Regions from separate parts of the Homo sapiens genome. Here region 1 is linked to region 2. A link is a contact called in ENCODE Hi-C data. All regions are on one chromosome and are shown on one strand. The core of a region is the stretch at or near the end of the contact, and the rest is flanking DNA. Distances in the headings are between cores, read along the strand shown. Region 1 holds the start of WIPI2 (WD repeat domain, phosphoinositide interacting 2). Region 2 has its middle 41 kb from the start of FOXK1.

What was found. A loop is a pair of places that touch in the nucleus more often than their neighbours do. Pooled maps may share reads with other maps.
Region 1: a loop to region 2 is called in a map of CD8-positive, alpha-beta T cell, with 5 times the contacts of the local background. The contact joins the promoter of WIPI2 here to the enhancer-like site in region 2. A Hi-C loop is called at or near these places in 1 of 168 maps with a recorded cell type or tissue (CD8-positive, alpha-beta T cell) and 10 of 50 pooled maps.

What each region holds. Positions count from the first base shown.
Region 1 is chr7:5,188,855-5,191,621 of GRCh38, forward strand. WIPI2 (WD repeat domain, phosphoinositide interacting 2) reads left to right here and starts at 1,379. Exons shown (of 13, transcript NM_015610.4): 1 at 1,379-1,639. The coding sequence starts at 1,566. RefSeq lists silencers at 1,164-1,813, 1,824-1,873.
Region 2 is chr7:4,640,125-4,643,276 of GRCh38, forward strand. No RefSeq gene overlaps it. Among named protein-coding and RNA genes, the nearest start is that of FOXK1, 41 kb to the right of the region's middle. RefSeq lists silencers at 1,496-1,695, 1,796-2,185. Within about 2 kb of position 1,732, at least 36 of the 41 ENCODE cell types and tissues checked have a DNase peak (open chromatin) inside an H3K27ac peak, as active enhancers do; they include CD8-positive, alpha-beta T cell, where a contact is called at or near this core.

The DNA.
Region 1 (2,767 bases), core at 129-2,628, 550 kb after region 2:
GTAGCTGAGATTACAGGTGCCCACCACCATACCCAGCTAACTTTTGTACTTTTAGTAGAGACGGGGTTTCACCATGTTAGCCAGGCTGGTCTGGAACTCCCGACCTCAGGTGATCCACCCGCCTCAGCCTCCCAAAGTGCTGGGATTACAGGTAAGAGCCACCACACCTGGCCTTCTATTTATATTTAAATATCTCCCCATTATAACTTCTCTGAGGGAAAGGAGGAGGCCTATTTAGTTCACATGAGAGGTGCGTCCTAAATACTGTTGAATGAATGAATAAATTTAAGGGACGATTCTGTCCCAGGAACCCAGACAGTATGGACCTTGGAGAAACAGGACGTTTCCAGTCTCAGATCTAGCACTTGGCTAATAATTATTTCTGAGCCTCGATTTTCAAATCTGTAAAATTAAGATATACTATTCTCTACTTAGGATTGTAATGGGCATCAAATAAGATAATGTGGCTGGGCACAGTGGCTCACATCTGTAATCCCAGTACTTTGGGAGGCCGAGGTGGGAGCATCACTTGAGGCCAGGAGTGCGAGACCAGCCTAGGCAACAGAGTAAGACCCCCCCCGCCCCCACCCCATCTCTACAAAAAACTTAAAAGTTAGCAGGGTGTGGTGGCATGCATTTGTGGTCCCAGCTACTTGGGAGGCTAAGGTGGGAGGATCGCTTGAGCCTGAGTTTGAGGCTGCAGTGAGCTGTGATTGAGCCTCTGCACTCCAGCCTAGGCAACAGAGCGAGACCTTGTCTTTCAAAATAATAAAATGATAAGGTAATGCGCAGAAGCATTCAGCACAGTGATTGGCACATGGAGGGCCCATTGGGGTGTTTTTGTTTTTGTTTTTGTTGTTGTTTGAGACAGAGTCTCGCTCTATGGCCCAGGCTGGATGGATTGCAGTGGCATGATCTCGGCTCACTGCAATCTCCGCCTCCTGGGTTCAAGCGATTATCTTGCCTCAGCCTCCCGAGTAGCTGGGATTACAGGCGTACACCACCAAGCCCGGCTAATTTTTCTTGTATTTTTAGTAGAGACGGGGTTTCACCATGTTGGCCAGGCTGGTCTCGAACTTCTGATCTTAGGTGATCCGCCCGCCTTGGCCTCCCAAAATGCTGGGATTACAGGCCACCGTGCCTGGCCATTGAGTGTTATTAAGAGGAGGGTACGCAGAAAACAGACTCCCGCCAGCTCTGCCCCATGCGCATGAGCGGCCGCCGCTCGCCCTCAGCCAGGCCCAGCGCGCCCCGACGCGTCCCCACGCCTGCGTGATCCACCGGAACCCAAGCCCAGGCAGGCGGTGAGAGGGCGGGGCCTCCGCAGTGCGACTGCGCCGCTCGAGGCCGTGCGTCGCGGGGGCGGGGCCGCGCAGGCGTACCGGGTGCCCCGGCTCTGGAGCATAAACAAGAGCGGGGACGGGATGAGGCGGCGGTTGATCCCAGGGTGGCGAGTGGCGGCGACCGAGGCGGCGAGCGGGGCCCGGCGCCGACCCTGAGTGCAGCCTGACCCGCCCTCGCGCGCGCGCCCTCCCCGGCCGGGCCCACTCGCCGCGCGCCCAGCCATGAACCTGGCGAGCCAGAGCGGGGAGGCCGGCGCCGGCCAGCTGCTCTTCGCCAACTTCAACCAGGACAACACGTAAGGCCGGGGTCGGGGGTCGGAGTCGGGGTGAGGCCAGGGTCGGACCCGGGCTAGGGGGAGGGCCTCGCTGCCAAGCTCGGCGGCGTCGCAGGCTCGGCCTCCCCGCGGGCCAAGGCGCGCAGAGGCGTCCCCAGGGGCGGGCCCGGGGCGTGCAGGGAGGGGCGCCCTCCAGGGAGACCCTCGGGTGCTGGCCTGGAGCTGCGGTCCCGGAGCGGGAGAGGTGGTGGAGAGGGGGCTGCTTTCACCCTCTTGCGGGGAGGCCCCCTGGCTTCAGACTTAACTACTTCTCGCAAAGTTGGGGCCGAACTTTGGGGCTTGACTTGTCTTGGCCGCCTGTGGAGCGCTGGGTGTGGGTCGCTTCCTCTCCTCTCGTCTCCTCTTCCCGCTGCTTGCTCAGCGTCTCCCACTCACTCTCCTTTGAATCAGGCCCTTCTCCTTGTCTTTTCATCGTCTTAAGACCCTTCTCTCTCTCTTGATTTTCTTTTCTTCGTTTCTCACTGTTTTTTTGTTTGTTTTTGTTTTTTGGGGTTTGTTTTGTTTTGAGACAGAGTCTTGCTCTGTTGCCCAGGCTGGAGTGCAGTGGTGCCATCTCAGCTCACTGCAACCTCCGCCTCCTGGGTTCAAGCGATTCTCCTGCCTCAGCCTCCCGAGTAGCTGAGACTACAGGCACGCGCCACTGTGCCCAGCTAACTTTTTTGTATTTGTAGTAGAGACAGGGTTTCACCATGTTGGTCAGGCTGGTCTCAAATTCCTGACCTCAAGTGATCCGCCCACCTCAGCCTCCCAAAGTGCTGGGATTACAGGTGTGAGCCACCGTGCGCGGCCCTCCCTGTTCTTTTTGGGACATCAACTTTGATGTCTTCTCCAGCAAGTAACAAACTTAGCAATAACCTTGGCATCTGACCTAGCTAGGGAGAAACTGAGCCAAGAGAGGCGTTACGGACCAGTGCCCCAGGAGTCTCAGAGCTCCAGCGGGTGGGTCATCCTCAGGGCAAGAGAAGGCCTTAATGCCAGCCCGTGCATTCGGAACGCTGTTTGTCCCCACTGATACGGGTTGGATGCTGCCTGGGAGGAGGACTTGTGGGGATGGTTAATAGATGAGCGAGCTTTCTGGAGAGAGAAGGG
Region 2 (3,152 bases), core at 482-2,981:
TGTTGAAGTGTGTGTCAGAATCTCCTTCCTTTTTAAAATTGTGATCATGCCTGTAATCCCAGCACTTTGGGAGGCCAAAGCAGGTGGATCACCTGAAGTCAGGAGTTCAAGACCAGCCTGGCCAAGATGGTGAAACCCTGTCTCTACTAAAAATACCAAAATTAGCCTCGCGTGGCCTGTAATCCAGCTCCTTGGGACGCTGAGACATGGGAATCGCTTGAACCCAGGGGGCAGAGGTTGCAGTGAGCTGAGATCAGGCCACTGCACTTCAGCCTGGGCAACACAGCGAAACTCTGTCTCAAAAAATAATAATAATAAAATAAAGTTGTGATAAAATATACAAAACATTAGGGTAGTGGGGGGGACTAGGAAAAGGGGATGGTTGCTGGGTACAAAAATATAGTTAGATACATAAGTAAGATCTAGAATTTTCTAGCACAGCAGGGTGACCACAGTCAGCACTAATTTGCTGTACATTTTAGAATAACCAAGAGAGTGCAATTGGAATGTTCATCACACAGAAATGATGAATGCTGGGGGTGATGGAAACCCCATTTACCCTAATGTAATTATAATACAAAGATCTCATGTGTCCCATAAATCTATACACCTACTATGTACCCATAAAAATTAACAATTAAAAATTTTTAAATTAAAAATATAGGTCAGGCAAGGTGGCTCACATCTGTAATCCCAAAACTTTGGGAGGCTAAGGTGAGAAGATCGCTTAAGCCCAGGTGTTCAAGACCAGCCTGGGCAACATAGCAAGACCTAATCTCTGCCAAAAATAGAAAAAAACATAGCCAGGCACGGTGGCTTACGCCTATAATCCCAGCACTTTGGGAGGCCGAGGCAGGCAGATCACCTGAGGTCAGAAGTTCGAGATTAGCCTGGCCAACATGGTGAAACCCCGTCTCTACTAAAAATACAAAAAAATTAGCTGGGCGTGTTAGTGCACGCCTGTAATCCTAGCTCCTCAGGAGGCTGAGGCAGGAGAATCGCTTGAACCCGTGAGGCAGAGGCTGCAGTCAGCCGAGATCGTACCACTGCACTCCAGCCTGGGCAACAAAGCAAGACTGCGTCTCAAAAAAGAAAAAAAAAATTAGCTGGGTGTGGTGATGCCTGCCTGTGGTCTCAGCTATTTGGGAGGCTGAGGTAGGAGGAACGCCTGAGTCCGGGAGGTGGAGACTGCAGTGAGCTGTAATGCCACCATTGCACTCCAGCCTGGGCAACAGAACAAGACCCTGTCTGAAAAATAAAAGTAAAAATTTTAAATTAGAGATATATAGATATACACAACATAAACTGCACTCCACCCATTTTAAGGCTAAATCGTACTGCATGGTATGCTCCTCCCTAGGACTGATGTGTCTCGAGGGGGCCTCTTAGCTGCTGGGTGCAGCTGCCCAAGGGGGCACTGCGGGGCCCGATGCCGCCCTCCATCCAGGTCACCACTGCACCTCCACGACCACCCACAGAGGCCCCACTTTGCAGGCGAGAGCCCGGGCTCAGAGGCCAGTGGCCGGCCTGCGCAAGGACACGCAGCAGGTGAACCCTCCGCAAGGCGAGGAGCAGGGCTGGGAAGGGCGAGGGCGCCTCTCCGCGCCCCTCCCCTGCCCGGCCACAGAGCCCGGCCCCGCCCCGGGCCCTGCTCGCGGCCCGCCCTGCGCCGCCACTGCGCAAGCGCAGGAGGAGCAGCGTGGCGCAACCTTAAGGCGCATGCGCGGCCGGCGCAGACTTGCGGAAGGCTCCGTTCCCCTCGCGTGAATCCGCCGATCCGGGCTTTGGGGCCCGCCGGGAGCTCTGTTTATAAACACACGGCGCGGCTGCCGGCGAGGGGTAACCCTAAGGGGAGTGGGGTCGGAGGTCAGAGGTCAGCGGGCGCGGGGTCGCCGGCTGTGAGACCGGCCCCGCCACCCTCGGGGACTGCTGGCTGCGCAGCGTGGCCAGCCGGACCGCCCTACTGCGCACCGGGGCTGCCGGGGCGCCACGTGGTGCGCACGTGGTCCGGCCCCGGCGCGGCAGCTCCCCTCCCCCACCACGCGAGCCTGGCCGCAGCGCCCGCTGGCGGCGCGGCGTTGCACATTGCGCGTGCGCACAACTCGCCGCGAGGCGCCTTCCGGTGGCGCGGCGGGGTCGGTTGCCTCCTCGCGACGGCTGCGCCGGGATGTTCCGGGGCGGTGGGGTCGCCTGCCCAATGTCGGGTGCGCGAGTGACGGGTGGAAGCTGGATTTGTGCGCGTTCTTCAATGCTCCAAAGGGAGGAGGGAGCCTCCGAGAGTCCACGTGGGGCCGGTGGGATTCGCAGGGTCCGTTTTCTAAACATTGGGTGTCCTCGAACCTGGGGGCGCGGGCTGTGTCCGCCCCCAGCAGGGATGACCATGCCTGGGTCAGTGGCTGCATAAATAAATAAACGAATGGGGAGGAAATTGATAAAATATTAAAAGAGTGTTGTTTCAGAGTTTTTACTATGTCACCTCTTACAGATTTATGAGAGTTTGTTGTTTTTTGGAGAAGAGGGGTCTCCCTATGTTACCCAGGCTGGTCTCAAACTCCTGGGCTCAATCCATCCGTCCGCCTCAGCCTCCTGAAGTGCTAGGATTACAGGCGTGAGCCATGGTGCCCGGCCTGTTGATGAGATTCTACGTGAAATATATTGGGCGTTACCTAAGCACTCAGTCAGTGGTAGTTCTTATAGTTGTTGCTTAAAAACAGAAAGAAATGTCATACCGTGTTCTAAAAGGATTTGAGAAAGGTTTGCAAAGACTAAAAAGCAAGTGGCAGGGAAAAATAACATACGCAAACTTCCTCCTGACTTTTTCTGCCATTTTATAGCAAAGGCTCAGAATTGCATTGCCATTGTCGGTTGTTTCGGTAAAATTAGTGTTCCTCAAGTTATCTACTCCAGGGACATTTTTTTTTTCTTGAGACAGGGTCTTACTCTGTTGCCCAGGCTCGAGTGCAGTGGCACAGCCATGACTCACTGCAGCCTCAGCCTCCGGGGTCAAGTGATTCTCCTGCTTCAGTCTCCCGAGTAGCCGGGATTACAGGCGCGAGCCTCCATGCCCAGCTAATTTTTGTATTAATGTACTTTATAGGAGACAGGGTTTTGCCATGTTACCCAGGCTGGTTTCGAACTCCTGGCTTCAAGTA